Regions from separate parts of the Homo sapiens genome. Here region 2 is linked to region 1. A link is a loop called in an ENCODE intact Hi-C map of the cell type or tissue named here. Cell type or tissue: mammary epithelial cell. All regions are shown on one strand. Links, peaks and the distances in the headings refer to the core of each region. The heading gives the core; the rest is flanking DNA.

The links. Hi-C counts contacts between places; a loop is a spot of excess contacts. Peaks named below come from ENCODE experiments on the same cell type or tissue, not always from the same donor. Only the 100,000 strongest peaks of a DNase experiment are listed, where the experiment ranks them.
Region 2: a loop joins it to region 1, with 6 times the contacts of the local background. A loop is called at or near these places in 22 of 110 quality-filtered maps.

Annotation. Positions count from the first base shown.
Region 1 is chr6:1,429,699-1,445,975 of GRCh38, forward strand. No RefSeq gene overlaps it. Among named protein-coding and RNA genes, the nearest start is that of MIR6720, 47 kb to the left of the region's middle. RefSeq lists enhancers at 4,061-4,731, 7,609-8,573. In mammary epithelial cell, for the core only: a CTCF peak has its summit at 7,179 (motif pointing left); a DNase peak (open chromatin) is centred at 7,173.
Region 2 is chr6:715,024-731,300 of GRCh38, forward strand. It overlaps LOC105374873 (a long non-coding RNA gene), which reads right to left. Exons shown (of 3, transcript XR_001743915.2): 3 at 12,813-14,896. Among named protein-coding and RNA genes, the nearest start is that of EXOC2, 30 kb to the left of the region's middle. RefSeq lists a silencer at 7,080-7,159. In mammary epithelial cell, for the core only: a CTCF peak has its summit at 7,154 (motif pointing right); a DNase peak (open chromatin) is centred at 7,188.

The DNA.
Region 1 (16,277 bases), core at 3,570-11,569:
ATGGTAATGCCTAGGTTTTCTTCTAGGGTTTTTATGGTTTTAGGTCTAACATTTAAGTCTTTAATCCATCTTGAATTGATTTTTGTGTAAGGTGTAAGGAAGGGATCCAGTTTCAGCTTTTTACATATGGCTAGCCAGTTTTCCCAGCACCATTTATTAAATAGGGAATCCTTTCCCCATTGCTTGTTTTTCTCAGGTTTGTCAAAGATCAGATAGTTGTAGATATGCGGCATTATTTCTGAGGGCTCTGTTCTGTTCCATTGGTCTATATCTCTGTTTTGGTACCAGTACCATGCTGTTTTGGTTACTGTAGCCTTGTAGTATAGTTTGAAGTCAGGTAGCGTGATGCCTCCGACTTTGTTCTTTTGGCTTAGGATTGACTTGGCGATGCGGGCTCTTTTTTGGTTCCATATAAACTTTAAAGTAGTTTTTTCCAATTCTGTGAAGAAAGTCATTGGTAGCTTGATGGGGATGGCATTGAATCTATAAATTACCTTGGGCAGTATGGCCATTTTCATGATATTGATTCTTCCTACCCATGATCATGGAATGTTCTTCCATTTCTTTGTATCCTCTTTTATTTCATTGAGCAGTGGTTTGTAGTTCTCCTTGAAGAGGTCCTTCACGTCCCTTGTAAGGTGGATTCCTAGGTATTTTATTCTCTTTGAAGCAATTGTGAATGGGAGTTCACTCATGATTTGGCTTTCTGTCTGCTATTGGTGTATAAGAATGCTTGTGATTTTTGTACATTGATTTTGTATCCTGAGACTTTGCTGAAGTTGCTTATCAGCTTAAGGAGATTTTGGGCTGAGACAATGGGGTTTTCTAGATATACAGTCATGTCGGCTGCAAACAGGGACAATTTGACTTCCTCTTTTCCTAATTGAATACCCTTTATTTCCTTCTCCAGCCTAATTGCCCTGGCCAGAACTTCCAACACTATGTTGAATAGGAGTGGTGAGAGAGGGCATCCCTGTCTTGTGCCAGTTTTCAAAGGGAATGCTTCCAGTTTGGGCCCATTCAGTATGATATTGGCTGTGGGTTTGTCATAGATAGCTCTTATTATTTTGAGATACATCCCATCAATACCTAATTTATTGAGAGTTTTTAGCATGAAGGGTTGTTGAATTTTGTCAAAGGCCTTTTCTGCATCTATTGAGATAATCACGTGGTTTTTGTCTTTGGTTCTGTTTATATGCTGGATTACATTTATTGATTTGAGTATGTTGAACCAGCCTTGCATCCCAGGATGAAGCCCATTTGATCATGGTGGATAAGGTTTTTGAGGTGCTGCTGGATTCGGTTTGCCAGTATTTTATTGAGGATTTTTGCATCAGTGTTCATCAAGGATATTGGTCTAAAATTCTCTTTTTTGGTTGTGTCTCTGCCCAGCTTTGGTATCAGGATGATGCTGGCCTCATAAAATGAGTTAGGGAGGATTCCCTCTTTTTCTATTGATTGGAATAGTTTCAGAAGGAATGGTGCCAGTTCCTCCTTGTACCTCTGGTAGAATTCGGCTGTGAATCCATCTGGTCCTGGACTCTTTTTGGTTGGTAAGCTATTGATTATTGCCACAATTTCAGATCCTGTTATTGGTCTATTCAGAGATTCAACTTCTTCCTGGTTTAGTCTTGGGAGAGTGTATGTGTCGAGGAATTTATCCATTTCTTCTAGATTTTCTAGTTTATTTGCGTAGAGGTGTTTGTAGTAATCTCTGATGGTAGTTTCTATTTCTGTGGGATCGGTGGTGATATCCCCTTTATCAGTTTTTATTGCGTCTATTTGATTCTTCTCTCTTTTTTTCTTTATTAGTCTTGTTAGCGGTCTATCAATTTTGTTGATCCTTTCAAAAAACCAGCTCCTGGATTCATTAATTTTTTGAAGGGTTTCTTGGGTCTCTATTTCCTTCAGTTCTGCTCTGATTTTAGTTATCTCTTGCCTTCTGCTAGCTTTTGAATGTGTTTTCTCTTGCTTTTCTAGTTCTTTTAATTGTGATTTTAGGGTGTCAATTTTGGATCTTTCCTGCTTTCTCTTGTGGGCATTTAGTGCCATAAATTTCCCTCTACACACTGCTTTGAATGTGTCCCAGAGATTCTGGTATGTTGTGTCTTTGTTCTCATTGGTTTCAAAGAACATCTTTATTTCTGCCTTCATTTCGTTATGTACCCAGTAGTCATTCAGGAGCAGGTTGTTCAGTTTCCATGTAGTTGAGCGGTTTTGAGTGAGTTTCTTAATCCTGAGTTCTAGTTTGATTGCACTGTGGTCTGAGAGATAGTTTGCTATAATTTCTGTTCTTTTACATTTGCTGAGGAGAGCTTTACTTCCAACTATGTGGTCAATTTTGGAATAGGCGTGGTGTGGTGCTGAAAAAAATGTATATTCTGTTGATTTGGGGTGGAGAGTTCTGTAGATGTCTATTAGGTCCACTTGGTGCAGAGCTGAGTTCAATTCCTGGGTATCCTTGTTGACTTTCTGTCTTGTTGATCTGTCTAATGTTGACAGTGGGGTGTTAAAGTCTCCCATTATTAATGTGTGGGAGTCTAAGTCTCTTTGTAGGTCACTCAGGACTTGCTTTATGAATCTGGGTGCTCCTGTATTGGGTGCATATATATTTAGGATAGTTAGCTCCTCTTGTTGAATTGATCCCTTTACCATTATGTAATGGCCTTCTTTGTCTCTTTTGATCTTTGTTGGTTTAAAGTCTGTTTTATCAGAGACTAGGATTGCAACCCCTGCCTTTTTTTGTTTTCCATTTGCTTGGTAGATCTTCCTCCATCCTTTTATTTTGAGCCTATGTGTGTCTCTGCATGTGAGATGGGTTTCCTGAATACAGCACACTGATGGGTCTTGACTCTTTATCCAATTTGCCAGTCTGTGTCTTTTAATTGCAGCATTTAGTCCATTTACATTTAAAGTTAATATTGTTATGTGTGCATTTGATCCTGTCATTATGATGTTAGCTGGTTATTTTGCTCGTTAGCTGATGCAGTTTCTTCCTAGTCTCGATGGTCTTTACATTTTGGCATGATTTTGCAGCGGCTGGTACCGGTTGTTCCTTTCCATGTTTAGTGCTTCCTTCAGGAGCTCTTTTAGGGCAGGCCTGGTGGTGACAAAATCTCTCAGCATTTGCTTGTCTGTAAAGTATTTTATTTCTCCTTCACTTACGAAGCTTAGTTTGGCTGGATATGAAATTCTGGGTTGAAAATTCTTTTCTTTAAGAATGTTGAATATTGGCCCCCACTCTCTTCTGGCTTGTAGAGTTTCTGCCAAGAGATCCGCTGTTAGTCTGATGGGCTTCCCTTTGTGGGTAACCCGACCTTTCTCTCTGGCTGCCCTTAACATTTTTTCCTTCATTTCAACTTTGGTGAATCTGACAATTATGTGTCTTGGAGTTGCTCTTTTTGAGGAGTATCTTTGTGGCATTCTCTGTATTTCCTGAATTTGAATGTTGGCTTGCCTTGCTAGGTTGGGGAAGTTCTCCTGGATTATATCCTGCAGAGTGTTTTCCAACTTGGTTCCATTCTCCCCGTCACTTTCAGGTACACCAATCAGACGTAGATTTGGTCTTTTCACATAGTCCCATATTTCTTGGAGGCTTTGTTCATTTCTTTTTATTCTTTTTTCTCTAAACTTCCCTTCTTGCTTCATTTCATTTTCCATCACTGATACCCTTTCTTCCAGTTGATCGCATCGGCTCCTGAGGCTTCTGCATTCTTCACGTAGTTCTCGAGCCTTGACTTTCAGCTCCATCAGCTCCTTTAAGCACTTCTCTGCATTGGTTATTCTAGTTATACATTCGTCTAAATTTTTTTCAAAGTTTTTAACTTCTTTGCCTTTGGTTTGAATTTCCTCCTGTAGCTCGTAGTTTGATCGTCTGAAGCCTTCTTCTCTCAACTCGTCAAAGTCATTCTCCGTCCAGCTTTGTTCCATTGCTGGTGAGGAACTGCGTTCCTTTGGAGGAGGAGAGATGCTCTGCTTTTTAGAGTTTCCAGCTTTTCTGCTCTGTTTTTTCCCCATCTTTGTGGTTTTATCTACTTTTGGTCTTTGATGATGGTGATGTACAGATGGGTTTTTGGTGTGGATGTCCTTTCTGTTTGTTACTTTTCCTTCTAACAGACAGGACCCTCAGCTGCGGGTCTGTTGGAGTTTGCTAGAGGTCCACTACAGACCCTGTTTGCCTGGGTATCAGCAGCGGTGTTTGTAGAACAGCAGTTTTTCGTGAACCGCGAATGCTGCTGTCTGATCGTTCCTCTGGAAGTTTTGTCTCAGAGGAGTACCCGGCCATGTGAAGTGTCAGTCTGTCCCTACTGGGGGGTGCCTCCCAGTTAGGCTGCTCGGGGGTCAGGGGTCAGGGATCCACTTGAGGAGGCAGTCTGCCAGTTCTCAGATCTCCAGCTGCGTGCTGGGAGAACCACTGCTCTCTTCAAAGCTGTCAGACAGGGACATTTAAGTCTGCATAGGTTACTGCTGTCTTTTTGTTTGTCTGTGACCTGCCCCCAGAGGTGGAGCCTACAGAGGCAGGCAGGCCTCCTTGAGCTGTGGTGGGCTCCACCCAGTTCGAGCTTCCCGGCTGCTTTGTTTACCTAAGCAAGCCTGGGCAATGGCGGGTGCCCCTCCCCCAGCCTCGCTGCCGCCTTGCAGTTTGATCTCAGACTGCTGTGCTAGCAATCAGCAAGACTCCGTGGGCGCAGGACCCTCCGAGCCATGTGCGGGATATAATCTCCTGGTGCGCCGTTTTTTAAGCCCGTCGGAAAAGCACAGTATTCGGGTGGGAGTGACCTGATTTTCCAGGTGCCGTCTTTCACCCCTTTCTTTGACCAGGAAAGGGAACTCCCTGACCCCTTGCGCTTCCCAAGTGAGGCAATGCCTCGCCCTGCTTCGGCTCGCGCACGGTGCGTGCACCCACTGACCTGCACCCACTGTCTGGCACTCCCTAGTGAGATGAACCTGGTACCTCAGATGGAAATGCAGAAATCACCCATCTTCTGCGTTGCTCACGCTGGGAGCTGTAGACCGGAGCTGTTCCTATTCGGCCATCTTGGCTCCTCCCCCCAGCAATTTTTTTTTTTATGTAGAAATCGGGGGTCTCAATATCTTGCCTACACTGGTCTCGAACTCCTGTCCTGAAGCGATTCTCCTGCCTCAGCCTCCCAAAGCACTACGATTACAGGTATGAGCCACCACACCCAGCCCCGTAGAATTCTTATAATGAGGGGGAAAAAACCCAAAACTTAAAATTCAGAGCCTGGCTTTTCTGATAATATAGATGAACCATTATCTATGCCAATCTTCTGTGATTCATTCACACCCCTGCTCCTGCCCACATGAGCACTAACCTCTCTGGACTTCCTTCTCCTCATCTGAAAACCTGGGACTATGAAACTCACCTCACCATTTTGCTTAGAGAATCAATAAGTTAACATTTGAAAGTTACTCCTTTCCTATGCCTCATCTTCTTTCAAAGATGAAACTAAATAACTCTATAATGCTTCCCTGACAAGGAGTTTGGTGTAGTTTTATTTAAAATGACCATGTTGTAAAGAGGGAAGTGGAAGGAGAGTTGATTAATAGGGATAATGTTCCAAATGTCTGGGAAATATAAGGCAGGTATCCTATTAATACACATCAACAGGAACTGTAAGAAGCTGCTGGGAAGCTCTTCTTCCATGTTAGCCTGGGTGTATGTGCCTAGCAATGCTTAAAAGGATGCACTGAACAGTGATGGTGAGGATGTGGAGAAACTGGAACCCCTGGGCAGCTGCCGCGGAAAACTATACAGTGATTACTCAAAAAAGGTAACCTAGAGGCCGGCCATGGTGGCTCACGCCTGTAATCCCAGCACTTTGGGAGGCTGAAGCGGGCGGATCACCTGAGGTCAGGAGTTGGAGACCAGCCTGTCCAACATGGCGAAACCCCATCTCTACTAAAAATACAAAACTAGCTGGGTGTGGTGGCATGCACCTGTAATCCCATCTGCTTGTGAGGCTAAGGCAGGAGAATTGCTTGAGCTGGGAAGGTGGAGGTTGCAGTGAGCCGAGATCACACTACTGCACTCCAGCCTGGGCGACAGAGTGAGACCTTGTCTCAAAAAAAAAAAAATGTAACCTAGAATTATCATCTGACCTAGCAATTCCATCTGGGACATCCACAAAAGAATTCACAGCAGGGTCTTGGATAGATATTTGCCTCCCATGTTTATAAGAGTGTTATTTACAATGTCAAGGAGTGCAACCAGCCTGGCGTCCATCAGCAGATGACTGGACAAACAAGAGGCCGTCCATCCATACAATGCAGTGTGAGTCAACTTTAGAAAGGAAGGAAATCCTGAGACGTGCAACGGCATGGATGAACCTTGAGAACATCATGCTCAGTAAAGCAAGTCGGTCTCAGAACAGATAAATACTGTGTGGTTCCACTCATACGAGGTATCCAGAGGAGTCAGGTTCATGGAGATGGAGAGTAGAATAAGGATTGCCAGGGGCTGGGGAGAGGGGGAATGGGAGCTAGTCTTTAATCAGTGCAGAGATTTATTTACAAAATGAAAAGAGTTTTGGAGATGGGTAGTGGTGATGGTTGCACAAGAGTGTGAATGTACTTAATGCCACTAAACTGCACACTTCAAAATGGTTAAAATGCCAAATTTTATGTTATGTGGCCACAATAAAAAATAAAGAAAAAAGCAATCTGTGGTTGCAGGGTGGACCTGTTCCCGAGAGGGGAAGGAGAGGTCCCCCTTAGCTCCTGGAGGGGTGCTGGGACTAAAAGACTCACTCTGATGGCATCTGGGCACCTCCGCCAGTGGGCCCGGAGGGTGCAGAGAAGTCTGCAGCTCTAGACGCCACAGCAGAGCCTCTGCCCGCCCCCCGCTCTCCAGAATTATGTTCATGAGGGCAGATAGACAAGATTAGCCTCAGACACAAAACAGCAGCAGAGAAGGCATTGCCCTAATGGTAGGGAACACATACTTTGCAGACACCTAGATTCAAGAGAACGTGTGTAATGTAAACGTTGGAAGAAAGCCAGGAGCCTCTCAAAACTCCAGGTTAGAAGACAAGGGAGGCAGGATATGGGGGAGCAAGATGCCTTTTTTTAAAAAGTTGTTACCGGGTTTTTCAGAGCAATAGTTAAAAGGGAAGGTTTCTTTTATGATACGACACCGCCATCTCATGGACAAAACTCATATGACACAGAGTTTCTCTAAAGCGAGCCTGTCCCTCTACTGGGAGCTCTTAGCGTTGGCCCTAACAGCTCTACCTCCACATTAATACAGCATTCTCAGAGTCCACAAAGGAACATTCCATCTTTGCAAGCCAAATACTGGGGCAAAAGTCAGATTCTCATCTCATCTCCACTTCCCTCTGAGGCTTAGAAAGTCCTTTCAGCACTTGAATTTCAGTGAAGAGTCTGGACGCTGTCTCACACCAAAAACTCCCCCTGACGTGGGCACTGCAAGAGCACCCCCGTCCTGGTGATCAGAAAAAGCAAGTGTTGGCTTTATCACAGCCAGAAAATGAAACAGTCTGCGAGGAAAAGTATCCCCTCCATGCTCATCACCATTAAATGGCAAGTTCGACTTCTCTTATTTCCTAATTTAAAATTGTTTTTTTAAGAGATGGGGTGGATCTCACTATGTTGACCAGGCTGATCTCAAACTCCTGGCCTCAAGAGATCCTTCCATCTCAGCCTCCCAAAGTGCTAGGATTACAGGCATGAGCCACCGCACCCAGCCTCCCAATTTTAAGTTGTATGAAGATGTTTCTAGGAGTCTTTGTTCTGGCCTCAGGCTGTTGTCATTTTTCTGTGCTGTGTTTTTACATTGCTGTGTGGAAATTCGTTTTGATAGTGTGCTGTTTCTTGGATGTATTTGTCCAAATCAGAGCTTAAATGAAGAAAGTCTGTTTTTAAAGCAAGTCTTGGATTCACTCAGCAAAGGCTCTGGAGCATCCACTCTGGCCTGGCCACACGGCAAGCTGCAGGGCAACAGGTGGAGACGCAGCCCGCAGTCTGCACCGGCCCCAGAACCATCTTCCCCTTAAATTGTAAGAACTATCCCCGGGGGGAAAGTGAGGACATTAGGTGCAGTGTGGGCCTGGGTGTCTAGGACCGCGCATGTGGGGGCTGCAGGTGGAGAGAGGCAGTGATCTCAGTTGGGCAGGGAGTTTGTGCCTCTGAAGGACTTCATTGTTTCTCGTGCTGTCTCTGGCACGGTGTCTTGGGCCTGGAAAAATGAGCACAGGTTGGAAAGAATCTCAGAGCCCAGGGGCTGCCAGTGTCAGAGCTCGGGCCGTGCTGGGTGCCTCACACCGGGGCTGCCCTTCGGGTCTCCATTCCCATCAACACACACACACACACACATTCTGGCAACTTCTCCCATCTAAATAAAAAGGCAGTCCCCCCACCCCACCCCCACCCCCACCCCACCTCCGCCCCTTTCCATTCTGAGTCCTCAGCTCCTTTGATTTCTCAGGGCACCTGATGCAGGCTCTCGGCAACTCCCTCCTAGAGACCCCTCCTTTCTGGCCTCCAGGACTCACCTCTCCTCGCTTGCTCCTCGTCCCTCAGGTCTCCCCTGCTGTTTCCTCTCATTAATCAATAAGCACTAGAGCGCACCAAGCCTCTCTCCTCTCATCCCACCCAGCTCCTGCCTTTCAAAACAGTCGCTATGCTAATCACTCCCAAACGTGTTGCTCTCCCCCAACGCCTTAATCACCTGCCTACCTGGCACCTCTGTTCCTGTCCCATAGATTACCCTAGATGAAGCACGTCCAGAATTAAACTCCTGATCTTCCATGCAAAAGCCTGATCCTCCCACAACCCCGCAGAGCACCACGACCCCGAGCCCTCACTGGCCCTGATCCAAAGCCCTGAGCTCCACTGTGACCTCCTTCTCTCACACACCACCTCTGATCCATCAGAACAGACCTCTGTCCAAACATGCTTCTCCAGCACGCCCACCACCCTGGCCAAGCCGGGGTCAGGGCTGCAGCCTCCTCCAGGTCTCCCAGCCTCCGGTGGCTACACATCCTCTCGTCCCGGCTTCGGCCCCTCCAGGGGCCTCCCGTCTCACTCAGGGGAACCCTAGGGGCCTGGTTTTACCTACGGGGACTAGCCTGAGCTGCCCTGGAGCACCCTACTGCAGCCCTCTGGGCGTCACCTCTCTGCCCTCTTCCCTCCCTTCTCCTGCTCCTCCCTGGGCTGCTACAGCAAACTTCCCACTGGCCGGGCCCCTTATCCCCGTGTGCCAGGCTCCCTGCCTCCCACCTGCATGCCTCAGAGCAGCCACCTGCTCCCCCCACCCAGCCTTTACCCTGCATGTACCCAGCCCTCTGGTGTGCAGCGTCTGCCTGATCCCCTAACCCCTCCACCTTTACCTTTCCCGCCACATGTACCCCGTCCTCTTATTCCAGTAAGTTCCCTCCAGGCACGCACTTTTGCTGGTTTTCTTCACTCCTGCATCCACTGCACCTGGCCTGTGATGGAATCTTCATCCACAGAGAATTGAGTATCTGATAAAGGACTTGCTTGCAGCATATATAAAGTGTTCTCCAAACTCATTCATCATTTTTTTAAAAACCCAATTTTTTAAAAATGGACCAAAGATATACACTGAAAAGATGTTCAACAGCTTTGGTCACTAGAGAAATACAAGTTAAAATGGAATTATTACCACCGAGCTGTACAATTAAAAATGGTAAAGATGATAAATTTTATGTGTATATTTTATCTCAATGAAAAATAAAATTAAAAAGAAAAAGAAATACAAATTCAAGCCACAGTAAGTGACCACCGCCCTCCTTTCAGAATGGCTAACTAAATAGCCTGGCCACAGCCAGTGTTGACGAGGAGGCGGAGGAACCGGACTTCGCAGACACTGTGACGGAAATGAGAAATGCTGCCGTCACTCGAGAAAAGAGTTGGCAGTTTCTTTAAAATTCAAATATACGCCCACCTTCCCACCCAGACAGTCCATTGTTAACTTTTTACCCTCCAAAACTGAAAATATGTGACCACACAAAGACTTACCCAGGAAGGCTCATAGCAGCTTCATTTGTAAGAGCTCCAAACTGGAAACAACTTACATATCCATCAATGGGTAGATGTGGAAACACAATCTCAAGGATAAATGCATTGAGTAGCATCCATTCAATGGGACACCACTCAGCAATAAAAAGCAATGAACTGGGCTGGGCACGGTGGCTCATGCCTCTAATCCCAGCACTTTTCGAGGCCAAGGAGGGTGGATCACCTGAAGTCAGGAGTTCAAGACCAGCTTGGCCAACATGGTAAAACCTCATCTTTACAAAAATTGTCTGGGCATGATGGTGGGTGCCTGTAATCCCAGCTACTTGGGAGGCTGAAGCGGGAGAGTCACTTAAACCCGGGAGGCAGAGGTTGCAGTGAGCCGAGATCACACCATTGTACTTACACCTGGGTGACAGAGTGAGACTCAAAAAAAAAAAAAAAAAGAGCAATGAATTATTGAATACATGCCACATGCCACAGAGCCACATCTTCAAATAATTTGCTGGGCAGAAGAAGCCTGACCCAAAAGAATCATACTGCCTGGTTCTACTTTTATGAAATTTTAGAAAATGAGAACCAATCTTCAGAGAGAGAAAGTTTGGAGGAGGGGACTGGAGCAGGGAGGGGTGAGAGGAAAGGACTACAAAAGGGCCCAAGGGGACACTGGCGGATGATGGACATCGCCATCCTCTGGACTACGAGTTCAAGGCTCTAACCTCTGGCAAGAATGTGAAGTTGTAAAAAATATAGCAAGGCTTTGGAAGTGACCAATCTGGCTCTATCCCACAGTTCTGCTGGTTTGGATTTCCCAGTCACAATTCTTTATAATTGTAAACATTCCCCAATGCAGGGCCAGCTTCAGGAGGGCAACACCCATTCAGTCACATAAGGCCCAAGTTTAGAAGCCCTCCGCCCCCAAATTCCATTTAATGCTCTCCTGTTACTGTCTCAAAGTGCTTAATAATTTTATTTTATTTCTATTATTTTATTTTATTTTTGAGATGGAGTCTTCCTCTGTCGCCCAGGTTGGAGTGCAATGGCGCGATCTCGGCTCACCGCAACCTCCATCTCCTTGGCTCAAGCCATTCTCCTGCCTCAGTCTCCCAAGTAGCTGGGATTACAGGTGCCCGCCACCACACCTGGCTAATTTTTGTATTTTTAGTAGAGACGGGGTTTCACCATGTTGGCCAGGCTGGTCTCGAACTCCTGACCTCATGATCCACCCGCCTTGGCCTCCCAAAGTGCTGAGATGACAGGCGTGAGCCACTGCAACTGGCCAATAGTTTTTGAACAAAGGGCCTTACATTTTTGTTTGACACACTGGGTCCCACATGTTATGTAGATGGATCTTCCTCAAAGTGTGTTCTGCGGAGTTAATTCTTTACTTCTGTTCATTTATGTTAATTGCTGTTGTGGAAAAGGAGCATTTGGGAAATGCTAAGTTAAAGTTAAATAACTTCATTTTCCCGAGGACAATTTGTAGCAACAGTTCAGATTAGAAACTAATAGTTAGTCATCTTACCAATGATGGAAAAGTCCTATTCGTTATCACAGAGATGTATATGTATAGTTTTCCCTTGCTATCCACAGGGAGGTTGGTTTCAGGACCCTGGCTCTTACCAATGATGGAAAAGTCCTATTCATTATCACAGAAATGTATATGTATAGTTTTCCCTTGCTATCCACAGGGAGGTTGGTTTCAGGACCCTGGCTCTTACCAATGATGGAAAAGTCCTATTCGTTATCACAGAGATGTATATGTATAGTTTTCCCTTGCTATCCACAGGGAGGTTGGTTTCAGGACCCTGGCTCTTACCAATGATGGAAAAGTCCTATTCGTTATCACAGAGATGTATATGTATAGTTTTCCCTTGCTACCCACAGGGAGGTTGGTTTCAGGACCCCAGCAGATGCCAAAACCTGTGAATCCTCCAGTTGCTGATAGACAATGGCATGGCATTTGCATAGAACCGTGGACTTTAACTCCTCTCTGGGTTACTTACAATACTTAATACAATGCCTACACGTCACTTCAGTCACGTAGATTCAATGTAGTACTCAATGCGCAGCAAATTCAAACTTTGGTTTTGGAACTTTGCAGAATTTATTTTCTGAAAATTTTCAATCTGCAGTTGGTGGAATCCATAGATGCAGAAGCCCTGACTGTACTGGAGATTAGACCATGTCCCATAAAACCATGCCTCTCACACTTGGACGTGCACACAAATTAAAACCAGCCCAACTGTCCCATAGAATTGGGACAATTTTTTGAATAAACATAGAAATTGACCCTCCTGATCTTAAAACTTGAAACTTACATTTGTCTCATCTGAGTTGCTTCCTCAGGAAAGGAGCTGAAACTCATCAGATCACCACATCCAGAGAAGATGCCAGTCCGCTCATTCATGATTGCTTCCTGTATTAATCTGTTCTCACACTGCTATAAGGACATGCTCGACACTGGGTCACTTGTAAAGGAAAGAGATTTCATTGGCTTACAGTTCAGCATGGCTGGGGAGGCCTCAGGCAGAAGGCGGAGCCAACACGTCCTTCGTCACATGGTGGCAGGAAGGAGAAGAATGAGCAAAAGGGAAAAGTCCCTCATAAAACCATCAGAGATCGTGAGGACTCACTCACTACCATGAGAACAGCAGCACTGGGGTAACTGCCCCCATGACTCAATTACCTCCTACCAGATCCCTCCAATAACACATAGGGATGATGGGAACTACAATTCAAGATGAGATTTGGGTGGCAACACAGCAAACCATATCATTTCCTCACCCCTCCCTAATTCTGTTTTACACTCCTTCCTCGCTATATAAACTCCCCAATTTTAGTCAAGCAAGGAGACAGGTTTGAGACAGATCTCCCATCTCCTCAGCTGCAGCACCCAGTTAAAGCCTTCTTCCCTGGCAAAACTCATCTCAGTGAATGGCTTTCTGAGCAACAAGCAATAAGACCTGGACCACACCCCTGGCGTTTCGGTAACAGAATCACTTGGGGATCTTCTAAAGGTACACAATCAGTTTCATTAGGTCAGGCCCTAGAAACTGTGTTTCTCAAGTGGTTCTGATTCTACTGGTCAGCAGAACACAGTTTGAGTAGCAGAGCTCTAAAATGTATGTATGCATAGGTGCACGTAACTCTCGGAGGAGGCTTAGTTCTGTCTGTTCAATTTATATGTCGGTTTCATCACTTAGTGTCCATGTGACTGAGGAGAAAGTTATTCTCTCTGAGCCTCAGATTCTTCAGGGTGCCCAAGGTAACCATTCCTAGAATTATTTCAAGGATTTAAGCAAAGTAATTTTATACTGATGCTCATTTTAACAGCCACTTATGGTGAGTGAAGCAAGATAGATACCATTATCTCCATTTTACAGATGAGAAAACTGAGGCTTAGGGAGGTTAAATAATGTGTCCAGTGCTAAAGCGTATAAGCAACAGCGAGGGCTCGAAACTTTGTCTTGATTTATTTATTTGTTTTTGAGACAAGGTCTTGCTCTGTTGCCCAGGCTGGAGTGCAGTGGCACAATCTTGGCTCACTGCAGCCTGGACCTCCTGGTCTCAAGTGGTCCTCCCGCCTCAGCCTCCCAAGTGGCTGGAACTACAGGCATGCACCACCATGCCCAGCTAATTTTTGTGTGTTTTTGTAGAGACAGGCTCTCACGTTGTTCTCCAGGTTGGTCTCAAACTCCTGGGCTCAAGTGATTCTCTCACTTTGGCCTCCCAAAGTGCTGCAGCCCCTGTGCCCAGACAAAAGTTTATCTTTTAACTCTGAACCCCTTGATCTTTGTTTCACTCGAAGATTTTGAGTGTCTACTATATACACCAGGCTCTTGTCTTTACATCATTCTGACTTATGGAAGGGTTTGCTTTGCAGTGAGGTTTCAGGTTACTCTCCTTTTATAGATGGGATCCTTTTTCTTCCTTTTGAAAACAAATTGATTATTCTTTATCAAAATTATAAATGTTCATTGCTTAAAGAATTCAAGCAATACAGAAGAGAACAAACAATAAAAATCTCACCACCTCAGACGTGGCCTTCATTAACATTTTAGTGACTATTCTTCCAGTCCCCTCTTTATGACCTATGGGTGACCCATTGAGGGTTCCTCTGGTCAATAATTTTGAGAAGCTTCTGTGTATTATAGTCCCCACCTGGAGGTCCCAGAGAGCACTAGAGTTTTCAAGGCTCACAAAACTTACAGCAAAAAGTTTTGCCACTACAAACAAGTATCCTTAAGTGTCTATATTTTTTCAATTATATTATTATTTTCTTAGGGGAAACAAAGCATGCATAGTGCCCTCCCCAAAGGCTGTGCAACTTTATACTGCTACTAATTGCTCATGAGAGTTACCATTTCCTAAATCCTGCTGCTAGTAGACTTTACCAGTTCCTTTGCTTTTGATCAATCTGATAACACAAACAAAGCTAACTGCTGTTTCTATTGTTTCTTCAATCATTCATGAGGTGTTTATCGATTAATTTATAAATTGTCAATTCATGGTCTTTCCAAATTTGGATTTTTATTTTTTTACTTTTGAGTTCTTTGTTTAATAAGGAAATTTATATTTTAGTATGTGAGTTGCAAATATTTTTACCAATTTAGTTTTCAACATGCTTATTTTATTGTGTTACAAAGTCATTTTCCCCAGCACTTTGGCAGGCCGAAGCAGGCAGATCACTTGAGGTCAGGAGTTCGAGACCAGCCTGGCCAACACGGTGAAACCCCGTCTCTACCAAAAATACAAAAATTAGCTGGGAGTGGTTGCACATGCCTGTAATCCCAGCTACTATGGAGGCTGAGGCAGGAGAATCACCTGAACCTGGGAGATGGAGGTTGCAGTGAGCCTAGATCATGCCTCCAGCCTGGGCGACAGAGCAAGACTCAGTCTTAAAAATAAAAAAATAAAAAAAAAGTAGTTTTCAATTTGTATATCACCAAATACATGGATTTGGGGTTTGGGGATTTCTGACCTGTTCATTTGAAGGACCTCTTGCAACCAAGATTATAAAAATATTCACCCATATTTTCTTATGATATTTTATAATTTCTATATTTACAATTAGATTCTCAATCCACCTAGACGTTATTTTCATGTGAGGTCTGAAGTAAAGCTCTACCTCTATTTTTTGTCTAAGTCACCAGCCCGTTATCATACCTCATATATTAGATAATTTATTTTTTAACTCTAAGATGACATGATGTCTTTTTAAGTTTTGTTTTATATTTTGCATTGCATAATATTCACTTCTGGTGTATAGTTGCATGATTTGGGCAAATGTGTAGAGTTGTGTAACCACCATCACAAGGCACAGGACAGTTTCATCACCCCCCAAAACTCCCTCTCCCTGCACCTTTGTAGTGAATCCACACCCCTAACCCACGGCAGTCCACGGCCCTCTTCTCCATCTTCTCCATCCCAGTGCTTGCCCTTTCCAGAATGTCCTAAGGATGGAATGGCGTGGTGTGCACCTTTGAGCACCGCTTCTTTGACTGAGAGCAACCCATGAGATCCCTCGTGTTGCTGTGTGTGTCTGTGGACAGCTGACTGCTTTTCACTGCTGAGTAGTATTCTGTTGTGCCACAGTCTGTTTATCCATTTGCTAGAGTAGGCAGACAGCTAGCCATGAACAGGATAGGGAACCCCTGAAAAAGGAAGCTCTGGAAAATCTCACACCCTTGGGATCACCTGAAACATGCCTGCTGGACATGAGCAGAGAGGAGGGGAGATTCCAACGCAGAAGGGGACACCCCGAAACGCTCCTTAGGGCACCCAGTCATTGCTCACTCTGCAGTTAGCCTGTCAGAAGGTCGATAGCTGTGTGCTGATCAGAACGGAAGAAGGGCAAAGGGAAATTCCTAAGAGACACAGGCGCAATAGGCACTAACTTAACCGCTATAGGACCTTCCTGGGGTGGCGGACATGGGCAGTGCTGCCATCAGGCAGGATTCATGCTGATCACCAGCACATGTTAACTGACATGTTTACTGTTAACTGACAGTAAAGGAGAATCCCCAAACTTGGGGCGGGAACAAGGTGGAGACTCAAGACAGAGGCAGCAACTTAAGGAAACAATCTGATATAATCAACAGCCCCACGCAGAGCCCTCAGGGCTGCTCCCAGCCGGGCCAGCCCACTCCTTTCCTGGGGTGTACTCTTACGTCCTTCATAACCCACACTTCCCAGTAACACATTCACCAGTTAAAGGACATTTGAGGAGTTTTCCGCTCTTTGTGGTTGTGAGT
Region 2 (16,277 bases), core at 3,678-11,677, 710 kb before region 1:
AGCGAGTCAAATGTTTTCCTTTAGAAGAGGGTTCACAGCTGTGCTGGGCATCTTCCTGTTTTATTTGTGACCATGGGTGCCTTTGCAAATCCATTTGTGACTAAATTCACAAAAATTTAGTCACCAAAAAAATGAGAAGAAGCAATATGTAATTGCCCTTTGAAATTGATTTGCAAACCATTGTTTATTTCAGCTCAGTGTTTTAAAATGATATTCACAATAATGTGAATGTCTCTTCCTGCCCCAGCTCATTCTATGGTCCATGCATGTTTCTGAATCATATGGCTGAGCTATAATCCCCAGAAACCAGGGACAGCTGTCCGTGGACGGACATGCTTTTCTGGAAGGATCTCTCCACTGGACACCTTACAGCTGGTGGGAATTACCTGAGCCATGGTGATATGGAAAAACCCACATCAGTCAGGATGCTATGACTAATAGAGTCTAATATAGTTCTTTAAAAGAGGTAATTAATTTGTTAGCACAAAATGGCCAGAATGATTTATAGAAATAAAATAGATACTGCATATAAATAAGTACTTACTGTTGATGTCATCATTGGAGGCAGTGTAGACATGCATAAACAGATGGAAAATGGGGCTGTTGATTAGATACTAGTTCTGCCCTCTATTGCCTTGGGAAAATTAACCACTCTAAGCTGCAGTTTTTTAATGTGCCTGATGGAGATAATGTTTTCTACTTGTCTGCATCGTGGTGCATGGCACAAGCAGGTACCTTAAATATTTGTTTCCTTTTCTTTTTCCATCATAAATAAGGATTTATTATGTGCTGTAACAAATTATTCTTCATGATGATTACTTAATTATTTTTTATTGACTTGGTTTTTATTTGATTTTTGATGATATTTTAAATTATTACACAATCAGTTACCTTTGATCGTGACTGTATTTGCTAAATACAAAATAGTTACCGTTCCTTCTGTGAGCAAAGCAATCGGCTCAGGGCTAATGTTCACTGGCACGGTGCTTACCCAGGATTTCCCTCCTTCCTTCCCAGCCCTTAAATCTCCTCCCTCCCACCATCCTCCTGATGAAATACATTCCCAAACCATAGCCTGTTTAGAGGTTGTGGCACATGGCCATCTTCAATATAGCAGTCCACTCTGAATTTAAATTTGTCACCATTTTCCTTAGAGGGAATGAGAAGGAAAATGAATTTAATTTAGTATAAAAAATAAACATTTCTGGGCACTGGAAATGTCTGTGGTGTTTTAAGAGCTGTTATCATTAATCAGTCAAGCATGTTTACCCAGACCCAGGATTGCTTATGAAACTGAACCGCACGCCCCGAAGCCCTTCAATGAGAGATGGCCACCAAAAGCTGAGGCAGGGAGTGCGTGTTCCCGGTCATCGTCACAGGCCCCAGCTGCTCACGGGGGTGGCATCTTTCAGAGCATGCTCCTCATGGCTGAAAGGAGGTGACACAAAGCAGTCGTTGGAAGTATTGGAAAGCACCACGTGTGCTATTGTTACCTTGTGGCTCTCCAGTTCTGGCCAGGGTATTTTCTTGTGGTTGTGCTTCTAATAGTCCATCCTGTTATAATTTTCAAAGGCAACATCATCTGCATGAATTCTTTTTATGCCAGTTGTAAAACAGCCATGATAATTATTATCATTAGGTGATTCTCACCACACAAAAGGGGGCATGGCATCTGCCAGGCGGGGAAGGTTATTTAGGAGCCAACAAAGCCAGGAGGTGGGCAGGCAGCACTCGCAGTCTGCGCTGGAACGAGCAGAGTCTGGGCCGGGGAGAGCTGGTGCGCGTGTCACTTGAATGTGCGCCTCCACTGCCCACAAAACACTTCCCTTAGAAACAAAGGCAAAAAGGAAGCCCAACATAGAAAACGTGAAACCAAAAAACAGCAGATTCATTCATTCAAGACACATGTGTTGAGTTCTAATTATATGCTTGACACAGGTCTAGGCTCTAGTGAGGAACCTGAAACAAGGCAACACTCCTCCCTGCCCAGAGGTAGCACAGGCGTTCCAGAGGGAGAGAGCGATAATGAGCACTTGCATATTTAATATAATGCCCGACGGGGCAGCATTCACTGAGAAAGCAGAGAGCAAGGGGAGGAGATAAAGGCTGACCGGAGGGCAGGGGGCCTATTTCACATGGAGGTCATGGGAAACAACTGAGGGAGATGACATTTGGCAAGAGACCTAATGAAGTGAGTAAGTCGTAAGAATTCAGGGGAGAAGGGAAGTGTTCTAAGTGGAAAGGACCAGCAAGTGCAAAGGCCCTGAGGCATACACGAATGTGATCCGGGAAGTGCAAAGGCCCTGAGGCATACACGAATGTGATCCGGGAAGTGCAAAGGCCCTGAGGCATACACGAATGTGATCCAGGAAGAGCAAAGTGGTCCTCCAGGCAATCACAGAAAAAGAGGGCAAGAACAATGGGGTGGAGGTCGATGAGCTACGCAGGAAGCAGGTCAGGGCGGATACCACGGGCTGCACAGTGAGGAGTTTGGATGGAATTGTGGGATTTTGATGGGCAGGAGAGAGGATGATATGATTTGTGTGTATAGAGATCGGCTATAGGGTTGCAAGAGTCTGAAACATGGAGAAGAATTTGCAGGCGTTTGCGTTAGCCTAGGCCTGCAATGGTGATGGCTCTGAAAGGAGTGGAGGCAAATGTGAGGAGCAGGTGCATTTGAGCTGTGCTTTGCAGGTAGAACTGGGGGCCTTGCTGATGGAGTGAATGTGAGGAGGGTGAGAAAAAAGATAAACTATTACAGCATAGTAGTGCTTACGAGCAAAGACTAACCGTAACCCTAGGGTTAGGAGATGATAAGAGCCTACGTCGTTCAAGTCTTGTCTTTGCTCCTTACTAGCTGTGTAAATTTGGGCAAGGTATTTAACCTGTCTGTGCCCATCTGTAAAATGGGGATGATCATAGTATCTCCTTCGACTGGGGATTGTGAGTGTGCATGGGACACACACACGTGTTTAGAACACAATCTGGCCTCCAATAAGAATATATGTGTTAGTAATTACTATTATTGGTGAATTAAGCAATTAGGTGAATTTGGTGCCATTTACTGAGATGGAGAAGACTGGAGGAGGAGTGAATTTTGGGGAAAATCTTAGGAATTCTGTTTCGGAAGTGTTCAGTTTAAGATGTTTATCAGACTTATACACAGAGGTGTTGAGCTGGACATAGGAATCTGAAGGTCCCAGGGAAAAAGGAACTAGAAATAGAGATGCGATCTTTAAAGCATGACTCCTGAAAGAGATCAGAAACATTGAGAGCTTGGGGAAAGGAGGAAGAGTCAGCAAAGGGAGTTAAAAGAAAGGGCCGACAGTGTTGGAGAAAATTAAGTGTTCATTTTCTAAGAGAAACAGTGCTTCAAGAAAGAGGCAAGGCCAACTCACAAAGTCCAGTAAAGTTTGGAGCCATGGACGCTGCAACTTGTACAAGAGGCTTCAGTGTTGTGTGAGGTCAGACGCCTTTGCGGAGTGGGCCTGGAGAGCAGGCAGGTGAGAAAGTGCAGATGGTGTATTAGAAAGGCAGCCGCCAGGGTGCCTCCGCCCAGATGCGTGCAAGCTTGAGCTTTACAAACCCTTCACTTTCATGTTGGCACTGCTGTAAGGCCCATGGTTTTCTTGTTCCCTTCCTATTCTTTCAGGAAGGAATCAGAGTCAGCAATGATGGTTCTGTTGCTTAAAACTAGTGACACTGGCACACTCACCTGAATGGTGCACAATTTGGCACAAACGGATTTATGGATGTGAGTTGGAAATTGAGAGATTCTGTGTCCTAAAACCAATCTATAGATGATGATCTCCAGGTAATAGAAAGTTTTCCTGCCCTCTAAAATGATCCTATGTGTTTAATACAAATGTGCAAATAAATAAGACATCTGTACTAGCAATGAAAAGCAATCAGACAAATCGTGTAATTTTGGAAATCCTCACAAATGCTTCTTGTTTTTGTTTTGTTTTTGAGACAGAGTTTTGCTCTTGTTGCCCAGGCTGGAGTGCAGTGGCATGATCTTGGCTCACTGCAACCTCCACCTTCCAGGTTCAAGCGATTGTCCTGTCTCAGCCTCCTGAGTAGCTGGGATTACGGGCACCCACCACTACGCCCGGCTAACTTTTTGTATTTTTAATAGAGAGGGGGTTTCACCATGTTGGCCAGGATGGTCTCGAACTCCTGACCTCAGGTGATCCACCCACCTCGGCCTCCCAAAGTGCTGGGATTACAGGCGTGAGTCACCGCGCCTGGCCCACTAATGCTTCTTAACCTGTCCCTTCCTTTATGGACTTAATTGCGTCTTCCCAACATTCACATGTTGAAGTATGTGACTGTATGTGGAGATGGGACCTATAAGGAGATAACCAAGGTTAAATGAGATTGGAAGGGTAGGGCCTTGATCCAACAGGACTGATGTCCTTATAAGAAGAGAGAGAGGCATGAGGGCCATGGGAGGACACAGCAAGGGGCGCCATCTGCAAGACAAGGAGAGGTCTCAGAAGAAACCAGGCATGCCGATCTTGATCTCGATCACTGACTTGCGGCCTCTGAAACTCAAAAACGTGTTGTTTAAGCCAACCTGTCTCTGGTACTTTGTCACAGCAGCTGGAGCTGACTAATACACTTAACCTCACATACCTATTTGAATGATGTTCTTTAATCTCTTTAATCATGGTATCTCTTTAATCTCTTCCCTCTCCAGCAACCCCACTGTCGGTGCCCTCATTCAGGCACTCACTACCTTCTTCCTGCACCATTAGAAAAGTCTTCATATTGGTTTCATGTCTGCCCTAATCAACCCATTCCCTACACTCTTTCCAAGTCATCTGTCTTAGGACCAGAGCCAGGAATAGGATTAATTGGAGTCAGAGCTTCCCTTTAGGGCACTTCACCTGTTGGAGAACTGGAGAAAATATGAAGAGGATGCTCACTACGGGTGCAGGTTCCTAAGCACCACAGGAGTGTTGAAAGACAGAAACAAGCTGTAAACCCAGAGACACGCTGGGAAGAGGGAGCCCCAGCAGCCACTGCAGTGAGCTGGCCACTTGGCCACGCACAAGAAGTGGAATTTATTCATTCATTGATTTGCTCAATCATGTTGAATGAGCACAAATATATCTCTGACTTTGTTGAGCTTCTATCCTGGTGAGTGGAGACACTTAAACATAGGCATAAGTTAATGAGATGATTTAGGATGAAAAGGGGTGCTATGAAGATTCTGAAAGGGGCAGTGGGATGGTGGGAAGGGGTGCTTCTGGTAGCATGGTCAGATAAGTGGACAGAGGAAGTGACGGGACTCCTGGGATATGAAAGATGAGAGGTAGCTGGCCATGCAGGGGAATAACATCCCATGTAGAGGAAACTGCTCTTGCAAAGTAGATAAGATGGGTGGAGCCTACAGGCAGGGTCAGAGGGATTTCAGGTGTTGTGGACTGAGAAGCGCTAGATATAGCATCTTGTTGGCCATGGGAGGTGTGTTTCATCCTAATTAGACTGGTGGCCTCTGGGGGGTTGTGAACTGGGAGATGATAAGATTTTATCTCTATTTTAAGGTGGTCCTAGCTGCTGAGGGTGGAGGTGTTGCTGCTACACTGGGGTGTCAGCAATAGGAATCGGCAGGGGATGGAAGGCTCAGAGTTTCTTTTGGCAGTTAAGCTGCTGGGATTTGCTATTAGGTGGAATATGTTTGTGAGTGAAAGAGGGGCATTAAGTGTCCAGGAGGACGGTGGTGACATGGACTGAGAGAAGCAGGTTTGGGTGTGCCGATTTAGAGTTACAGTTTAGCTTGGGTAAGTTTCCGATGCAGTCATGCGTTACTTAACGATGGGGACACACTCCGAGAAATTCATCATTTACAGGTTTTGTCATTTTGTGAACATCAAAGAGTGAACTTGCACAAACCTGATACAGCACTAGCTTGTCCAACCTGCTGGCTGCAGGCCACTTGTGGCCCAGGATGGCTTTGAATGCAGCCCAACACAAACTTGTAAACTTTCTTAACACATATTTTTTTTCAATTTTTTTTTTTTTAGCTCACCAGCTATCATTAGTGTTAGTGTATTTTATGTGTGACCCAAGACAATCCTTCTTCCAGTGTGGCCCAGGGAAGCCAAAAGATTGGACACTTCTAGTATAGCCTATTGCTCCTAGGCTACAAACCTGCACAGCATGTGCAGTTGTGACACAATGGTGTTTGTGTATCTTAACATGGAAAGGTAGAGTAAAAATATGGTATCTTATTGTCTTATGGGCCCACCATCATAGATGCAGTCTCTCATTGACCAAAATTTTGTTATGTGTCACATGATGTTAGTACTAGATGTTACAGAAAGGGAGATTGGCAAATGCGTTCACAGATACCACTTAGGAAGTAAGAAAAGGGCCCAGATGGAGCGCTGCATTTGGCCAGAGGAACGTAGTTGGTGCTTTTGATAAGAGCCATTTTAGCTGAGCCATGAAGATGAAAACTGCTTTCACCAGAGCATGTTCGAGAGAGAATGTGAGGCCAGAAGGTGGAAAGTTTTGTGGAGAAGAGTAGAGAAGTGGGGGTAGGGAATCTCCAAGGGATGTGGGGTAAAAGAAGGAGTTATTTATGCTGAACTAGAGCAAGCCTTGCTTGTCTGCTGCCGGGAATGAAGCCTTCCAACTGGTGGTGCAGGAGACAGGGCCCGTCAGAAGGAGCTGGGTTCTCCTGCGGCTGGTGAGGTGAGGCACGGAGCACAAGTGATGGTGCTGAAAAAGCTAAAGTTGGGGAATGGAGGTTTTTTCCATTAGAAGAAATTTTTCTCCTAATGATACCAGGAGGATTTTTCCTCCTAATATCACTATATGATACTTTTATCTTTTATGCTGTGAATATTAAATGCCATTTGACTTTAATGGTACTATATAAACACGATGTATAATGCAAGTACTAACATTATAATTGTAATTTTAAAGAATAGTTTAATGAATGTAATGACTATTCAAATATCGTGCTAATAATTTACCATGAAGTAACAACTTTTCACTATGTTTATAGCAGATTAAGAAAAATGTCCCTTTTGGGGAGAATAGCGATAGACCAATTTTTGGATTTGAAAATCAGCGTCAATTTCCACTGTAGACTTTGGAAATGACCCTTTGCTTATGAGCTCCAAGCACCCACTAGAGGGCGCATGCGAAGGCCTCTCCAGGCACGCAAAGGAGCCGCCGGAGCCCTTTCCTTAGGAGGCGGATCTTAAACCAAATGTAAACAATTTTGCTTCATAACAGTGATGACTTACTTGTTGCTGTTTCCTAGGCAGCGAATTTAAGGGTAATGATCAAAAAGCTAAAGTTAGACGATTGAAGTTTTCTCCTTACTTGAACATTTCTTTTGTAAAAGCACATCTGTTAAACAAAAAAGATGAATATTGTTAAGCTTTTGCAGAGGTATATAAGTTCCTGAAGTCTTTTGAGATGAAAAAATGAAATCAAAATGCAAAACGCAATAATGATATATTCTGAAAGAAACTCCTCTTTGGTATTCTGTTATCAAATAGCCTTAGTGGGAAATGAATATATAGAGTCCAACTACCATTTCTCTATGGAAATAAAGCCCACGAGGTCTTTCCTTTCTTACCCAGTCCATTCCCTGATTTTAAACATTCAATAAGTTCCAAGCCAAGAAATGCATTTTTCTTCCTTTTGATGATTTTCTGTGGTTCCTTAAGATGGTTTGTAGAATATATTACGGCTGTTGACCCCTGCAGGCAGTTTCCAGATCTTCGTGGTTTCCTCTACAGCTGTGGGTATTTCTCTTGTGAAACCACAGGTCAGTTCAGAACCACAGAACTTATCCTGACAATTAGAATTTTAGCCACTGTCCTGTGGGATTTTCAGAGCCACAAGGACTCCATGCTTTCAGTCCAGATCCTTAAATTAGTACCATCTGATGCCTGAAACATTCATGCGTTATCCAAGGATCCGAGGTCAACCTTTCTCAACTTTTTATTGAAAGTTAGCATATGTGCCCATCTCCTACATGTCCCCACAAATACCCTCCCTAGAATGCAAGATCATGAGAATGAGGATTTGGCCTTCCCTATGTGTTCTCGTGCCTGCCCCGTTGCCTAGTACCTGGCCTTTGTAGCATGGCTGAGTCCTTCCTTAGGGTCTCATTTAGAGCAGTGGGTTTCAAACGTTAGATTGCATTCAACTCTGCTAGAGGGCTCGAAAAAACACGGATTTCTGGGCCCTATTCCCAGAGTTTCTGATTCATAAAGTCTGGGGAGTGGAAGAAAATCTGTATTCTAACAAGTTTCCAGGTGATGTTCTTGACGTGACAGCTAAGTTTTGAGTCCCACAGGGTTTAGAGCATTATGAGTTCCATCAGAAAGAAGAAAGGACATGCCTGATGCTGCAGAGTTCAGTTTCGACTGAGGGAGGGAACATGGCTAGTCTTCACATGGAAAGATAACCCTCATCAAGGGCATCACTGATCTTTGAGCCATGTTAAACGTGTAATGCCTGTCAACTGAATAGGACCTCTGGGCATGGAGAGAGGATGGTATGGAAACAGTCAAGTTGTTTGTTTGGAACTGGGTATGCAGTCACTTCTCACTGATTTCCCTGTGCTATTGTATTAACACTATGACAGTGTTTAAAGTATGAATTATTAACCACTTAGGCTTTTTAGCAAAGGAAGTATTTGTCTCAGTGATATCTACAATGGAAGTATTCATTTCTCCATTCACTTTTCGGAGGCATGGGTTTGGTCCTGGCTTTGCAATTACAGGCAGGAACCAGTAGGAGAACTGATCATCTGCTCCCATGTTGTATGTCTGCTGGAGGCAATATTTTGCCTTTCCATCTCCAAGTGAAGTCCGCCTGGCCCTCCCTGTCTCAGCCTGGACTTTTGGAAGCTGAGCTTCGACTGAATCAGTTTTTGCAAGGTCTAGGCTTTTTCTTTTTTCTTTCTTTTTTTTTTTTTTTTTGAGATGGAGTCTCACTCTGTCGCCCAGGCTGGAGTGCATTGGCATGATCTTGGCTCACTGCAAGCTCCGCCTCCTGGGTTCATGCCATTCTCCTGCCTCAGCCTCCCGAGTAGCTGGGACTACAGGCGCCCGCCACCACACCCGGCTAATTTTTTGTATTTTCAGTAGAGATGGGGCTTCACCATGTTAGCCAGGATGGTCTCGATCTCCTGACCTCGTGATCCACCCGCCTCAGCCTCCCAAAGTGCTGGAATTACAGGCGTGAGCCACTGTGCCTGGCCTAGGCTTTTTCCACCTGTTTGGATATCTGTTTCTTTAAAGAATCCAACATATGCAGCTTCTAAGTTTATGCTTTTCAAACAGGTGTGTGTGCGTTTCCTGCCATGTGCCAGGGGACATGAAAGAGCACAAAGTCAGCATGGCACCTCCTGGAGCAGGGATTCCAGGATTAGCCAAGTTGGAGGTTTTAGATGGAACTGGCATGCTGCCTGTGCCCTGCACTATGCCACCTCTGTTGCAGCATAGTGGACAGTCCCCATGCATGCCTTCCCGAGGGCTCATGGACTCTCTCAGCTTACCAACGGTCTTTCTCTAGAGCAGAAGTACCTTCTCAGCCAGCAGTTAGCCATTGTGGAGGTGCCAGGGGAGTTAATGCCCTTAGGAGCAACTCTTGGTCCTTGGAGGCAGGAGTCAGCACCCACTGAACGTCAGCATACATTTCCCACCTTCCAGCCCTTCCAAGGGATGATCCTCAGAAGTGTGTTCTGCTGGGTTCCTCCAAAGCTCTCAGTGAGACCCAGCTCCAGTTGCCCATAGTGGCAACCCAGCTCAACCATGCCCTCCTAACACCTTTTCTTTCTTCCCTGACCTTTCTGCCTGCACTCAAGTCTTTTCTCAGTTTGCAAAACCAGGATACACAATATTTAGTATCTCCCAAACGTAAAATAAGTGGAGTGCAAAATTCAAAGAAAATTCAGGATGCATAGTAGTGTTTAGAGAACAACATGGGGCTGTCATGATATATTAGACACTTGCTTTCCCTTCCATGAAAAAAAAAAAAGGAAAACAATTGCTCTGTGTTCTAAAGAAGATTCATTATCTGCTGTCTCTTTACTTACTGCATACATACACCTCAGACTTCTGCAATTTGGCTTCAGACCCCACTTTCCACTGAAACTCCTAATCAGTAGCCTCTAAATCTTCTTCTCCATGAGGATGGACTTTTTTTCCATTTGTTTGTGTCATCTCTGATTTCTTTGAAGAGTGCTTTGCATTCTCATTGCAGGGGTCTTTCACCTCTCTGGCTGGCTGTGTTCCTAAGTATTTTATTCTTTTTGTGGCAGTTGTGAATGGTATTGCCTTCCTGATTTGGCTCTGAGCTTGGCTGTTGTTGGTGTACAGAAATGCTACTGATTTTTGTCCATTGATTTTGTATACTGAAACTTTGCTGAAGTTGTTTATTAGCTGAAGGAGCTTTTGGGCTGAGACGGTGGGGTTTCCTAGATGTAGAATCATGTTGTCTGCAAACAGAGGTAATTTGACTTCCTTTCTTCCTATTAGGATGCCCTTTATTTCTTTCTCTTGTCTGATTGCGCTGGCCAGGACTTTCAGTACTGTGTTGAATAGGAGTGGTGAGAGAGGTCATCCTTGCCTTGTGCCAGTTTTCAAGGGGAATGCTTCTAGCTTTTGCCCATTCGGTATGATACTGGCTGTGGGTTTGTCATAGATGGCTCTTATTATATTGAGGGCAACCTAGGCAATACCATTCAGGACATAGGAACTGGCAAAGATTTCATTACGGAGATGCCAAAAGCAATCACAACGAAAGCAAAAATTGACAAATGGGATCTAATTAAACTAAAGAGCTTCTGCACAGCAAAAGAAACTATCAACAGAGTAAACAGAAAACATAAAGAATGGGAGAAAAATTTTGCAAACTATGTATTCGACAAAGATCTAATATCTAGCGTGTATAAGGAACTTAAAAAATTTGCAAGAAAAAAAAAAACAACCCCATTAAAAAGTGGGCAAAGGACATCAACAGACACTTTTTGAAAGAAGACATACATGTGGCCAACCAGCATATGAAAAAAATCTAAGTATCACTAATCATTAGAGAAATGCAAATCAAAACCACGGTGAAATACCATCTCGCACCAGTCAGAATGACTATTATAAAAAAGTAAAAAACTAACAGAGGCTGGTGAGGTTGCAAAGAAAAGGAAACACTTATACATTGTTGGTGGGAGTGTAAATTAGTTCAGCCATTGTGGAAAGCAGTGTGGGGATTCTTGAAAGAGCTAAAAATGGAACTTTTTAACCCAACAGTCTCATTACTGGATATATACCCAAAGGAATACAAATCGTTGTGTCATAAAGACATATGCGTGTGTGTTCATTGCATCACTATTCACAATAGCAAAGACATGGAATCAACCTAAATGCCCGTGAATGGCAGACCAGTCTACCACATTTTAAGTGGTAGATATACACCATGGAATACTATTCAGCCATTAAAAAGAATGAAATCGTATGCTTTGCAGGAGCATGGATGGAGCTGGAGGTCATTATTCTTCGCAAACTAATTCAGGAACAGAAAACCGAATACTACATGTTCTCACCGATAAGTAAGAGCTGAATAAAGAGAACCAATGGACACAAAGAGGAGAACAACACACACTGGGGCCTACTTGAGGGTAGAGGGTGAGAGGAGGGAGAGGAGCAGAAAAAATAACTGTTGGGTATTAGGCTTAGTACTGGCATGATGAAATAATCTGTACAACAAACCCTCGTGACATGGGTTTACCTATATAACAAACCTGTACATGTATTCCTGAACCTAAAATAAAAGTTAAAAAAGAAAATTAGCCAGGGATGGTGGCACGTGTCTGTAGTACCAGCTACTTGTGAGGCTGAGGTGGGAGGATCACTTAAACCTGGAGGTTGAGACTGCAGTGAGTCCCGTGATCTATGATCATGCCACTGCACTCCAGCCTGGGTGACAGAGCGAAACCTTGTCTTTAAAAAACAAAAATTGTTCTAAAGTCGTCAGAGAGATCCCCATATTTTCTATCTATAATTTACCTGTCATAGGCAAGGCGGCCTTCTCCTTCTTTTTTTGTTTTGAGACAGGGTCTGGCTCTGTTGCTCAGGCCGGAGTGCAGTGGTTCCCTCTAGGCTCACTGCAGCCTCAACCTCCTGGGCTCAAGCAGTCTCTCCACTTCGGCCTTCCAAGTAGCTGAGACCACCAGTGTGTGTCTGGCTACTTAAAAAAAAATATTTTGTAGAGATGAGGTCTCATTATGTTGCCCAGGCTGGTCTCAAAACTCCCGGGCTCAAGCAATCCTCCCGCTTCAGCCTCCCGAAGTGCTGGGATTACAGGCATGAGCCACCGTGCCTGGGCTCATTTTTCAGAAGCAAGGTCACTAATTATTTTACCTGTGCTTTTCTTCCTCTGTGATCTGGTGGTTCCCTCTCCTCTCTTCTGCCCTCCTCCTTCCTTCTCTCCCCTTCCCTCATCCCCTTTCCTCATCCCTCCTTGCAGCTCTGAGTGCTCAAATGCTGTTTGGACTCTTCCTTCTTATAAACATCATGCTTTTCTCTTTAGCTCATGGCCGAGTTTCTTAGCAAAGTGCTTTATGGAAGTGTAGGGAATAGAGATGTCACATAAAAATGGAATGAGTTGTGAAAACAGGCAGTTCCCATCTCCCCCAAGATAGGCAAATCTTTTAATGACCTCCCTGGGAGGAGGGAGCCAAGGGCATATTCAGATTTTATAGCACCGTGGTTCAGGATATTGAATGAATACAGTTATTTCATGATTAGAAATAAAATACACTTCAGAAAATCTTTAAAATGCCCAACTGTGCAAAGATAAATTTTACTATATTCATGACTATTCATTTTAATAGTTCTTTTTCCAGTTACTTACCATAGGTCTTATGTAATACTTTTGGCAGAATAAAACAAAGTACCATTTCTGCTTTCAAAACAGATCAGTTAATACATTCAAAGCTATTGTCTTTTTCCTCGTCAAAGATGGCATTGTTAGAGCCAGCATATATAAACTTTCTTCCCTGCTGAGTAGACCACGTGGAAAAATGCTTATTTTTTCTTATAAGAATAAAATTGCAATCTTTCAACAGAACATGTTGATTATGCCATCTGGCACATAATTTCTTTGCTTAAATTAAGCTGAGAAATCAATTCAGTGTTGAAAGATATTATCCGTTTAGCATTTTTTTTTTACCTCCAGGCAATTTGAGAGAGGGAAAAAAATAAGTTGTTTTCTTTTCTAAGTATGTGAATTATATAGGTCTTGAATATTTTCTTCTACATAGGGGAAAATTATAATTTATAAGTAGATAGCTACGATCCACTGGGATTTCTTGTTCTGAAGTTATGCCAAAGCTGTACTGCGTTACCGGAACCTGCCCTGGAAGACCAGGTGACACTTGAAGATTAGCATCGGTTGATAGACGGTGTGATCAAATGATGGCAAAGACCTGTCCTAAGAGTTGTCTACATTTTGCTCAGACTTTTCTTTGTGAAGTAGTTTGTGGGTTCAGGTTGTTGCCGACAGTAAAGGCACAAATAAATGAGCTTAATACACAAATCCGGCTGCCCCCTAGGGCTACCTAGCAACGTTAAGGAACTAACAGGTGGTGGGAACTCATAAGAACGGAGTGGAAATGACCACTTCTTAACTGGACAGCGGAGGACTGCTCCAGCGGGATCCCCTTGTCAGTTTCTTCCTTGCGTCTCTCCTACCACACGTCTGTGGAGGTGCAAATCAACACCCAGTCACCAAAGACCTTCCAGGTGAATAGCTAAAGCCATGTACAGCCCTTGACCATTCTATAGCCGCCGAATCGGAGTTGAGCTGATCGTGAGAGATGCTATTGGGAAGCTCAAACAGATGCAACAAATGCCAGAGGAAAGTGAGCCTTGAACTGGAAGTTGTACATATGGCAGAAAAATGGGGAAAAGACGCAAATTAGTTGGAATTTTTGCCTTTGTCTCTTTGAGTTATTTTAAAAAGTCATCTTTAAAATAACGATTGAATGTTAAGTTTTGTTATTTAAATAGTGATTTATTAAGATTAAGAAATAAAGAATAGGAAATTCACATTTATGGAGAGGTATCATACAGAAATCAACCACCTGGGGTCTCACAAAAACACACCTACCCTGAGTCTTTGATGGCCACCTGCCTGTTGATGTCATTATCCACCTGTCAACTGCCTGGGGCATTGGGGAGAAAAGAAAACTTAAGTGTTTTCATACCCAAGGAAGTTTATGAAGTAAGTGCAAGCATCACAAATGGAGTTTTAAGAAAGCCTAGATCTGAATTCTAGCGCAGCAATAGGTTCACAATATATTTGGAAAAAGGATAATGTAATTTTTGCTGCAAGGACTTTGCATAACAGTAATAATAATACTTTTCATCACACTTAGGTTTCAAAGCCTATTCATGTGAATTATGTGCTGTGCTTCTCGTTAACCTCCTGCAAATCTAATATAATGGAGACACAGAACATAATAGTAGATGCTGAGTTGGAGTGAGATCCAAGGTTTTGGAGCTGAGGAAGTTGAAGCCATTGAAAAACGGCTTGTAATACTTGGCATGTATGCTTGAGACATGCTTGTTCACCATGGTGCCAATTTAAAAGTCATAGCTAATTGCATGCATTTATAAAAATGAAGGCAGTGTATCCCGGAATCTTGCAGTGACAGCTTTCTCTCAGGGTGATCCCTATTTCACACCATCTGAGACACAGGCTTAAAGAGCAGATGGGCAGAAGCCAGTCTCCTGATCGATGGTGGGGTGTCCCGTTCTGAGGCCGGGCTCCCACACTGCAGCTCTGCCTGGCTGGCTCCCGGTAACACTCAGAAACATGTCTCTGCACTTTGTGGGCATCTGATTCCGTACTCCTGCATCTTAACAAACGAGAGAGAGAGAGAGAGAGAGAGAGATCAGGCAAGAAAGTAGAAAAGAGCAAAGGCACATTGGCAAGAATGATTTCAAAGTCTCACCACTCCTGCTGGAAAGCCCCAGTTCCTGAAATATTTTGGAAGGATCTGTATATAAGTGCCCTTGGGAAATAATTTCTCTGATTGGCACCTTAGCTTTTTGACTCTTTTAGCAGTGAATCAACAAGTCCATCTGTGGAAAGAAGAAAGCTAATATAATGCGGCATTTAAAGCACAGCCCGGGAGACTCCACCTACTTACTTTAGAGAAGCCAGCCCCACCTTCCCTGACCTGGCCGACCATTTATCTCAAGAGTCCAGAATCACTGGAGCTCCCAGGGGGCTGATCCAATTTGTCCCTTTGTTCAACAGAAACATGGAGAATTCCTAAGAGCGAGAACTTGATTTTAAATAGGGAATTAGAAGACTGTTAAGTCCAAACTCAATCTGTTCCATCTCTTCACCATGGCTTATGGTCCCACCAATGCCACTGGGCTCTCCAGACCACCTTTGTTGACTATTGCCAAACACTATGAGATACAAAAAAGAAACGATATTAGTAGAAAATGGATTGCCCACATTTTCAAGGCTGGGGAAGGGCATGAGCTGAAGAATTTCTAATACAATTCTGACTCTCACACAATTTGAACTTCCTACCTTTGCAATATGAAATGTACATTTTATATACAATTTCCATGCCAATTTACAGGTGTTAAATTGGGAACAGCAGTAGAGTACAGACAAAGGGGGATAATCTAATCTAACAGCTACAGAGTTCAAACAAAGTTTGCTTCCTTTTTTAATATCATCTGGATGTCTGCAACATTTCATGCAAATCAATCTTAATTTACTATGTGTTTTGGCTCTTTCATAAAATAGTCTGACCATGCTATTTCTACAATTTTAGCTGTAAAATTTTCCATAAATAGGGCACTTATTACATTTTTAATATGTGGATTGATTCAGTTAGTATAAGAGTCTAGAAGAAGAAAGAGTCCGGGTAGAGAAATCTAGCCTTTTACCAATTCCCCAAAGCATTTCTGACACGAGCGTGTCATTTAGACTCAGGAGACCAGGTTGGAAAGACTGTGTCCTTGGACTTTCTCTAGTATTTTTTACTACCACAAGCCTAGGTTAACTTTGGCTTAACTCTGCAGATCTACACATTGTCAACCTAAGTGAGAACTTTGCAAGAACTCTCGGGTAAATTTGGGCTGCAGTGAACGATTTTGTCATTGACCTTGGTAACCCACTCACTGGGCTCAGCTCGACTCTGAAATTCTGTCTTTTGATGGCATTTCAATTGACGGAATTTCATGTTGGAGAATCTATGAAGTGGGGCCATCCCC